2 separate regions of the Homo sapiens genome follow, and region 2 is linked to region 1. The links are chromatin loops, found by intact Hi-C in ENCODE. Cell type or tissue: chondrocyte. All regions are shown on one strand. Links, peaks and the distances in the headings refer to the core of each region. The heading gives the core; the rest is flanking DNA.

Region 1 (5,387 bases), core at 131-5,130:
TGAGGCAAATGAAAATGGCAACATAACATACCAAAATGTGTAGGATGCAGCAAAACAGAGTTCTAAGAAGGAGGTTTAAAGGAATAAATTCCTGCATCCAAAAAGAAGAAAGATCTCAAATAAACAACCTAACACTACACCTCAAGGAAACTGGAAAAAGAAGAACAAAATAAGCCCAAAGTTAGCAGAAGGAAAGAATAACAAAAATCAGAGTAACACCTAGAAAAACAATAGATAAGGTCAACTAAACTAAGAGTTGGTTTTTTGGAAAGCTAAACAAAATTGACAAACCCTTAGCTATACTAAGCAAAAAAAAAAAAACAAAAACAAAAAAAAAAGAGCAAGAAAGAAGACTCAAATAAATAAAATAAAAAATGAAACAGGAGGCCGGGCGTGGTGGTTCACACCTGGAATCCCAGCACTTTGGGAGGCAGAGGCAGGCGGATCACTTGAGGGCAAGAGTTTGAGACCAGCCTGGCCAACATGGAAAAACCTGGTCTCTACTAATAATACAAAAATTAGCTGGGCGTGGTGGCAGGTGTCTGTAATTCCAGCTACTCAGAAGGCTGAGGCAGGAGAATCACTTGAACCTGGGAGGCAGAAGTTATAGTGAGCTGAGATTGTGTCACTATGCTTCAGCCTGGGCAACAGAGCAAGACTCCATCTAAAAAAAAAAAAGAGGCCGAGCACGGTGGCTCACGCCTGTAATCCAAGCACTTTGGGAGGCCAAGGCGGGTGGATCACCTGAGGTCAGGAGTTCAAGAACCAGCCTGTCCAACATGGTGAAACCCCAACTCTACTGAAAATACAAAAATTAGCTGGGTGAGGAGGCGGGTGTATGTAATCCCAGCTACTTGGGGAGGCTGAGGCAGGATAATCGCTTGAACCTGGGAGGCAGAGTTTGCAGTGAGCCGAGATCACACTATTGCACTCCAGCCTGGGCAAAAGAGTGAGACTCAGTTTCACCAAAAAAAAGAGGAGCAATTACAACTGATAAGACAGAAATACAAAGGATCACAAGAGACTGCTATGAACAACTATACGACAAGAAATTAGATGACCTAGAAGAAATAAATTCCTAGAAACTCGTAACCCAATAAGACTTGAATTATGAAGAAATCAGAAATCTGAATAGACCAATAACAAGTAAGATATTGAACAAGTATTAAATGTCTCTTCAAAAAAAAAAAAAAGAAAAAAAAACCCAGGACCGTATGGCTTTGCAGCTGAATTCTTTACCAAACATTAAAGAAGATCTAATACCAATCCTCCATTCCATCATCTGGAGAATAGTAAGAAATGCGAATTCCTGAATTTATCCCTGAACCAAAGAATTAGAAACTCCAGACCCAATGATTTTTAAAAAGCCTTCCAGGTGGTTCTGATGCCCACTTAAGTTGAGAGTCCCTGATAAAGGAGCATATTTCATAACCTTGGAGAAAGAGTAAATAATTTACTCAAGTAAATAACAATTACCATAAAGAAACATGTCAATAAACTATATCCCATTAAGAAGAAAATCTTTTTATCAAAATATAGCTTTAAGAGAGTAAAAGGAAAACTACAGATTGGTAAAGAAAAAATATGTACATAGATATATAATCACAATACATGTATCCAACAAAGAACTAGTACCCACAAAATATAAAGAACTTCAAATAAAGAAAACATAGACACCCCCCACCCCAAAAAAAAAAACCCAAAAACCTAAACAGGCATTTCACAAAAGAATATATCCAAATGGTTTAACTGCATATGAAAACATGTTAAGTTCCATTCATCAACAGGGAAATATGAACTAAAACAACAATTAGATACACTACACTCCCATCAGAGTGGCAAAAGTTAAGAGTTAGTAACACCAAATATTGGCAAGGATGCAGAAAAGATGGAAGGCAAAACTGGTGTAACCATTATGAAAAACTGTTCTCCAGTATCTATTAAATGTAAGCAATATTTCTAACCTATCACCAAGCAATTTTATTTCTATGTTTATTCACAAAAGACATGAGTGTTTATGTTCACAAAAAGACGTGTACAAAAGTATTTAAAGCAACATTATTAAAAATAGCTAAAATCTGGAAACAATTCAAATGACTACCCCAAGTACAATGGATAAATTGTGGTACATTTTACACAATGGAATACTACACCACAATGAAAAAGAGTGAACTACTGCTACATGCCACAACATGGATAAATCTCACAGAAATAATGTTGAATGAAAGAAAGCAAGCTGGGGCAACATGGTGAAACCCCATCTCTACAAAAAATACAAAAATTAGCCAGGTATGGTGGCACCCACCTGTAATCCCAGCTACTCGGGAGGTTGAGGCTAAAGTGAGCCAAGATCACACCACTGCACAGAGCGAGACCCTGTCTCAAAAAAAAAGAAAAGAAAAAAGAAATTACGAAGGCAAACAAAAAATAGTACTGGCCAAGATTCCAGTAATGTGAAGTTCAAAAATAGAACTAATAGATTATTAGTTCTCTTTTAAAGAGCGTTGAATGGGAAAAGGAGCCATGAAGGAGAGTTCTGGGTGCTGAAAATGTTCTTTATCAGGGTAGTAGGTTATGCTTGGGTTTCTTACAGGAAGCCGACTCTAAAACAGGAAAGGAGAGAAAGCCAAAGTAAACTATATTAACGTGGGGAGCTTTATAAATGACTTTACTTTGGGGCATGTTATCAGATACTAAGGCTAATATATTGGAAAGAATAAAACAAGAAAGGAGAGAAAGTCAATAGAGTGGTACTATCAAGCTGGTCGCCACTATGGAAAACTGGATCTGACCTCGCCGGAATCCTCTGATGAGCAATGAAGATCTTGCCTCAGAATTGTCCACCTGAGGGGTATGAAAGGAACACAAAGCCCTGACTCCCATCCCCTAATAGTCACGGATTGCCCATTGGGTCTTAATTCCCCCACACTTTCAGTTTTGAGCATTCATAAATGCTAAGTAGCTTCTCACAGGTGTCCCAACCACATTGTGAATAAAGACTTAGTGCAAAAAAGCAGCGGATATGCAGTGAGCTGAGCTGAGGTTCTGTAACCAAGAGCCTCACCAAGGGCTGGAGGAAAACAAATGGGCTGAGGTGTAAGGCACGGTACAAGAGATGTCTGCTACTGCTATGTTTTAAGGTCAAATGAAGAATATATAGACACAACATAAAAAATCAAATTTTTTTCCATAGGAAAACTTCAATATTCCACAGCCTGTTCAATAACTGTTTAACTTTCAGTGCCACCTAGTGGTGACATTCACAAGCATCATGTTACAGCTCTTTAACGGTTTCAAGGGAAAATCCTCATAATATTGTATGTGGTTCAACGTCACTCCATTATGAGTTGAAAATCCCGTGCCTGATGTAGAACACTCACCTGCAGTAACAGCTGTTCATCTGTTGGGACCCTTATCTTAACTCACCACTTTCAGAAGAGCAGACAAACTCAATTTGGTACTTGTAAGTAAACTATATTGATGTGGGGAGCTTTGTAGATAAGACCTCACTGTATATGGAGAATTTTAGCTGCCTCTGGGCTACTTCCCCCGTATTTTATCTCAAAGTTACCGTCATTGTTAAATGAGATCTCCATATTGCATCTGTAATCTAAAAATCCTAATTTCTCTAGCCTCCTGGAGTCAGTGTTTACTTAAATCTCCAAATTAAAGTATACCAAATGAATTCCATTAAGCCAAGTTAATTATTATAAAACCAAAGTTAAATAATGTTTTTCTCATTTTATCTTTGTTGTATTAAAAGTATATTCATTAGCATCAAGTCTTTTTCATATGAAAAAAATATTCATGGTGAAAAAAAACTAATTGGTGAATCAAATATGAATTTCACCTATACAAAGGGTTTGCATTTGTGAGTTTTCTTTTGTACCCATTATTTCTTAAAAATTCAATTTTTCTAGATTTCCAAATTGATTTCAATGTTTCTATATGACATTTTATCCATTATAATCCATTATAAATCATAGTTTGTGTTGGTTTTGCTGCTATTCATATTTATTTAAAGTTTTAGATAGAGCAAAGGTAGCTTGTTAACACATTAATGCATTTCTAATCAAATTTCCATGATTGTCCTTTGTCCTGAATTGGATTACCATATTGCTAATTTGGTTCTCTTACCAACTTTGCAAATTGTATACTATTTATGCAGGCTAGGGACTGAGTAAAAAGCATAGAATGGAATTAAATGTTCTTTGTTGTATAGACAATGATTATGTCACCTACAAATAAATGTAGTAGACTTATTATTTTCCAGTTTATGACTTTAACTTCTTGCCTTTGCCTAATTAATTCTTAACTAATGAGACTGGGACATCCAGTACAGTGCTGAATAGATATGCAGAGCACAGACATTCTTGCCTTGTTCCCAACATAAGAAAAGTGTACAATATCACCATTAAGTGTTATGTTAGCTATAACTTTTTGTTGTTGCTTTTTGTCAAATTGAGGAAATTCCTTTTTATTTCTAATTTACTAGTAGCTTTTTGTCATAAACAGATGTTGAATGTTTCGAAACTTCTGTTTATCCATTCAAATAAACACATGATTATTTTTCTATAATTCTCTACATTCTCCTATATTTTGAATATAGGAATTATATAGGAACAAAATATAGGAGAATATAGGAATAAAGTATCGGCAAATTATTGAGATTAATTACACTTTAATTTTCAAATATTAAGACAATCTTTCTTTTCTGTGATAAACCCCACATAATCATGATTTAATAATCTTTTATATATTGCTAGATTTTATTAAACTATTTAAAGATGTTTGTGTCTAACTTTATGAGTAATATTATTCTGAATTTTCTTTTCTTGTAATTTGTTTATAAAGTTTCAGTATTAGGAATATGCTATCTTCCTAAAGTAAGATTTTAAGTAAGATTGATATTTTTTCTTCTTTAAATGTTTGATAGAATTCACAAAGCCTTCTGGGTGATGCTTTGTCTTTATAAGAGGGATTTTTAAAACAAAATATGTTAATATTTGTTATTTATTATTTTATTTTTGCTTTATTGTACTTATTATTTACTATTTATTTGTTATTTTAATAACAAATTATCATCATAGAGCTATTCAAATGTTCTTTCTGTCTCACTTTCAGTAAATTGAGTTCATTAAGGATTTTTTTCATTTAAAAGTACATTTTCAAATATATTGGTATAAATTTTTTCATTAAATTTTCAACTTATCTCTTTAATAATAAGATTTGTTATAATATTCTTTTTTATTGTTAATACTGGTAATTTGTTATTTTTCTCTTTTTTCTTGATCATTCTTGCTAGGAAGCTATCAATTTTATTAATCTCAAAACTAAACATTTGGCGTTATTTTCTCTATTGTTTGTTTTGTTTTATTGATTTCTTC
Region 2 (5,387 bases), core at 191-5,190, 440 kb before region 1:
ATTCTGCAGACCCACTAGAACATGCAGAAGGTAACAGCAGTATGGAATTAGCTACAGGAAAGGCCAAAGACAATAGCCCAAATAGTCCCTGTATTTTTGTTGTCTAAATTAACTTAATTAAAGCAGGCTCATTTGTTAACATATATTGAGTGTCCTCCATGCCCTCACATATGTCATTTCATGGATGGGGTGGGAAAGGAGACAAAAGTATTGGTAGCAGAAATTAAGATGTAGCTTTAAAAGGCAGGATTAGGAGGTTTAGATAATATTACACTGGACATTAGGTAAATTAGATTTACATCATAGCTGTATTCTTGTCTGACTGTGTGTCCTCAGACAAGTCTCTTCATTTCTAAAAACCTCAGTTTCTATATCTGAAAGCAAATATTGGATAGCACAATATCCAAATTACAATATCCAAACCTCCTCTTAATCTTCTGTACCAGGCTACACCAAATTAAACGTAAAGTTTTTTCCTTACATGTCCACCCAATAATATAATTGAATTTGAACTGCAATTTTGGAATATATACATTTGAACTGATCTAAAATTCTTAAATTACAACACATACTCACCTCTCTTTCACTGTCACACACAGAAGAAATTCTCAATTACATGAATTCAAAGACAATGCAGATAAAGAAGCTATGATAGTGGGAAGAGGTTGATCAAGAAAGTTTACTGGAAGACACAGATTCTGATCAACGTGCTGAAGAAGGAGAATATAGGTCAGTAGAGACAGAGGAGAGGCCATTCTTGACCTGATTCAGATCTGGATCTATGATTCCATAAAAGATCTAATGAACATTAATAAATGTTCAGTCTAGTTCTCTGGAATGCCATAGTCAGTGAGGATGAGTTTTCTGCCTGTTTTTATAGTGGTTGTTATGGGATAAGAAGGTGAAGAAATACGAAGCGGAACAATGTACTTACCCCCTATAGAAAGTAGGGCTTTAAAAGTCTACCTGGTTTATTCAATTCAGAATACAGAATTGTTTGTCTTAGAGAAATGTGATCACTTCTAACTACCAAGGCAACACTTCCCATTCATTTTTTGGAGTTTACAGTGCAGTCTTTGTAATAGCAAGCACTTATTTACTGCTCCGGAGTTGATGGTTTCACCCTTTAACATCAGTTTGGGAAGAAATCACTTTCTCTGCTGCACTGGCAAAAATGAGGCCCAAGCTCAAGCTGTCCAAGAAAGAAGCAAAGCTATGCAATTTCTGAAGAAAATAACGTAAAAACAACTATGTTTTAAATCTTGTCTGGTCTTCAGACGCCACTGAGCCATGTGAGTTAGTTCTCTGTCTCAAGTCTGATGTTTTTGCCTCTTTTAGGAATTGAATTCCCGCTGGGGTTCTTTGCAGAGGCTTGCAGATGAACAGCGGCAGCTGCTGGGCAGTGCCCATGCTGTTGAAGTGTTTCACAGGTAATAATTATAACTCTAAAAAGCAGTGCTGCTTTAAAACCCACTCACTAAACTTCTAAGTCTATTACTATGGTGGAACCATAGTATAATCTTTTTTCGTGAGATGGAGACAATGTGCCAATAGAAAATTAGGTTTTTTAGTAGTATGATTCTCACTTCACAAACAGGATACTCCCAGACAACTAGCTTCAATTTTCTAAAGCCTAGGCTTGGGCCTTGGAACATAATTAGTAGTCTATATATGTTTCCATGAAAATGAATAACACTTAGGCTGAGGGCAGTGGCTCACAGCTGTAATCCCAGCACTTTGGGTGGCCGAGGCAGGAGGATTGCTTTAGGCCGAGAGTTGTAGACCAACCTGGGCAACAAAGCAAGACATTGTCTCCACAAAAAAATAAAAAATGAAAAATTAGCCCAGTGTGGTGGCACAGGCCTATGGTCCCAACTACTTGGGAGGTTGAGCTGGGAGGATCACTTGAGCCAGGAGGCTGAGGCTACAGTGAGCCTTGATCAAGCCATTGCACTCCAGCCTATTGCAACAGAGTGAGACCCTTATCTTCAAAATCAAAACAGAAAGAAAGAAACTTGAAGTTGAAACAGGAGGTTTAAGTAATTACATTTCTCAACTAGAAGCTGACAGTAGAGGGCAACAGACATCACATTGACTATCAGCTCATTCAACATTTTTCTTGTTTGATTTTCAAACTAAGAAACACAAAGACACATACAAAAAAGTAAACAAACAAAACAGAAACTAAACACCTTCATTGTGTATAAATGTATTTTTGATGATGCAGGGAAGGAAAAACAGACTCAGACAGGTCTGTGTGTGTAGAATGCTTAAGATAGAAAGCTATGGAAATATGATGGTTAAGCATGTGACTGCTGTCAGATGGCCTGGTTCAAGCTTAGGCTCCACCATTCAGCAGTGGTATAATCTTGAGAAAATACTTACCCTCTTTAGTCCTCAGTTTTCTGATCTATTTAATGGGAATAGTAATAGTAACTATGCTTCTTGGAGTTGTGAAGATTAAATGAGCCTAAGTTTCTAGCACATAAAAAACAATGATGATAATTGGTTGGGGTGGGGGGGTGGGTGGGAGGATGGTGAGTGGTAGTGATGATAACTTTCTTGTGACCCCCACTAGCCTGCCTCTGGTACATATCCTTACTTTTGAACTCTCTACTCTCTTGTATACCAGAGAAGCAGATGACACGAAGGAGCAGATTGAGAAGAAATGCCAGGCCCTCAGTGCTGCAGACCCTGGCTCAGATCTGTTCAGTGTTCAGGCTCTTCAGCGACGGCATGAGGGCTTTGAAAGGGACCTCGTACCCCTGGGAGATAAGGTGAGACAAGTCCTTCAAAGCTTTTCCAACACTTTCCAGTCTATATTTAGCCGTATACCAATGCCCTCTTCTTTGGTTCTCTTTTTCAGTCTTTTATTCTTATATTTCTCTCTGTTCTGTGCCATATTTATTCTTGTACACTGTCCCTAAGGCAAGACCATGAAAAGGATATGCCCCATGACCATTAACATGGGGAAAAAACTTGTTAAACTCCTGCTGTCTGAGTGAGCACCCTATATCCCCTTGCCTCTTTGGTGGGTTACAAGTGACCAGATCTTGTGGCAGCTAGGTGGAGGCCAGTAGCCCAGAAGAAATAGCAAATGTCCATACCCAGGATGATCAGGCCAATATCTGAGTATGGTGCATGTTTTTCTTAGCAAGGAATTGAATGAGTTGTTTAACTCTGTTTCAACCCAAAAGTGTACTCTGGAGCTTGTCAGATATACTCAGAGGCTTGGCATTATCATGCAGAGCAAAAAGAAGCTCCTCACATGAAGAATCAAGACCCTTGGGTTTCCTAATTGAGGTTGCCACTAACCAGCAGAGTCACTTAACCACTCTTCCCCACAACTCTCTTATTTTTAAAAAGAAGTATGGTAATGCCAATTGTAACTACCTTAGGGAGTTATGTGGACTAAAAGGTTGATATTATTTTGTAAAGTATGATGACATACTTGTACATCACTGATATCTATTTGAGGAGCTGAATACTGGGACTCAGGATTCTCCTTTTGCTAAGATTCAGGTGTGTCTCTAGGCTGATTATCAGAGCTATTGTACCTCCCCAGGTGACCATACTGGGGGAGACAGCAGAGCGGCTCAGTGAGTCCCATCCAGATGCCACTGAGGACCTGCAGAGACAGAAAATGGAGCTGAATGAGGCCTGGGAAGACCTGCAGGGGCGTACAAAGGATCGTAAGGAGAGCCTAAATGAGGCCCAGAAATTCTACCTGTTCCTCAGCAAGGCCAGGTAGAGTGGGGTGGGTAACTTCCGTGTCTGGCCTCTAAGTAGACTGTCTGGGAGCAGTCTGGGTACAGATGCTGTTCACTGCTGGTTTTGGAGGGCATCACTACGTTTAAGTCTCACCTCTTGCAAGGCATAAAAAATTTCAGGTTTGAAACTAGAAGCAATAAAATACAAAGTTTGAAAGAATATGAAGCCATGTAGGCCAATTAAGTAAGCTTCTATAATGTAGAAGCTTTTTTGTTCTACTGAAGAGACAGTAGTATTCAGTCTTCTACTGTATTCAGTATTCTGTTGAATACAAATAACTATGGTAGAACATAATGAGGCCGAAAACACACATTGTAACAAACAGCAGTGGGAATTCAGAGTTGGGTAGAATAGATGATGCACTGTAGATAAAGTAACATTTTATTACACCTTATCAGTCAAACTTTTAACAGAAGAGAAAACAATTCATGTAGACTGAACTGTGCAAAAAAAGACATAATCATGAGAAAAGAATAAGCATAAGAACATGTTTGGGGAGGGGGTGGTAAGGAGAAGTAGTAAGAGATAAACTTAAAAATAATATTGGGACCAAATTCCAGAGAACTGTGAATATCTTACTAAAGTCTAGACATTATCACAATCCAAAATTCACCTCTCAAACATATACTTTGTGGAACAGTTCCCACGTTTGGCTCTATCGCATCAGTCAGCTGAGAGGAGCATTAGAGTAGAGGGTCCAGGAAGTTGTAGCTCTCAATGCAATGCTTTTCAAGAAAAAAGGAGGCAAATTTTGGCAAATGACTGTAGTTCCTCTTGGAAATCCCCTCCCCAGTTCAGCACTGGAAAGCTATAGTTTTTGACACAGTTTAAATAAATAGCACCCACACCCATTCCAATGGTGCTTCCTTCCCTTTATGAAGCTGTACTCCTCAGTATTTCAGAGTAGTGTTCCCACCCCTGAGCAACATTAACATCTTATTTTACTCCATATGATACTTTTGCTTTCAGTTTTGTTTTTTAATTGCTATTAGTGCCTATGCTCTGTTTTTTGTTTGTTTTTTGTTTTGTTTTGTTTTGTTTTTATCCATTCTTAACCTAAAGTATGAGTTCCTAGAAGGCACAGATATGCCTTTTTCACAATGTTTGGTACTTAGTAAGCACCCAATAAAACTTAGTTGCTTGAATAAATAAATTTACAAAAGAAGAGACCTCTCTTTCCTAGAGCTAAGGGTTCCTGTTGAGCAAACAAGAGTAATGACATTCTTTATGAGATGCTTAATTTATACACCATATATGCTTTAAAGTTAATGCATAGTTAAAATTTGCCTTTTAAGAAGATAGACCTTAGTTTTGCTCGTCTAACTTCCTGACTACTAAAAGGGTAGGGAAATAGACCTTGATTTAATCAACAGTGTGGAGGCCTGTGTGTGTATGTGTATGTTGGCCAAAATATGTGCTAGATTCACTTGAGAATAAAAGTAAGAGGAAAGACATGATTTCTTTGAGACTCTGTAATAAGATGTATCTTCAAACCCTAGAAACCACTTAAAAGGAACAGTAACCAACAGAAGTAATGAAATATATAACAGTCCAGGATTCCAGAGGTCTAGGTTTTATTGAAGATGTCTGCTTTTAGTTATACCACATAGGCAGAT

What was found. Peaks named below come from ENCODE experiments on the same cell type or tissue, not always from the same donor. Only the 100,000 strongest peaks of a DNase experiment are listed, where the experiment ranks them.
Region 2: a loop joins it to region 1, with 2.4 times the contacts of the local background. A loop is called at or near these places in 2 of 110 quality-filtered maps.

Annotation. Positions count from the first base shown.
Region 1 is chr1:158,201,869-158,207,255 of GRCh38, reverse strand. No RefSeq gene overlaps it. Among named protein-coding and RNA genes, the nearest start is that of CD1D, 24 kb to the right of the region's middle. In chondrocyte, for the core only: a CTCF peak has its summit at 3,239 (motif pointing left); no DNase peak of the experiment used is centred there.
Region 2 is chr1:158,645,899-158,651,285 of GRCh38, reverse strand. It overlaps SPTA1 (spectrin alpha, erythrocytic 1), which reads left to right. Exons shown (of 52, transcript NM_003126.4): 25 at 1,339-1,430; 26 at 2,633-2,777; 27 at 3,566-3,747. Among named protein-coding and RNA genes, the nearest start is that of SPTA1, 38 kb to the left of the region's middle. In chondrocyte, for the core only: a CTCF peak has its summit at 2,089 (motif pointing right); no DNase peak of the experiment used is centred there.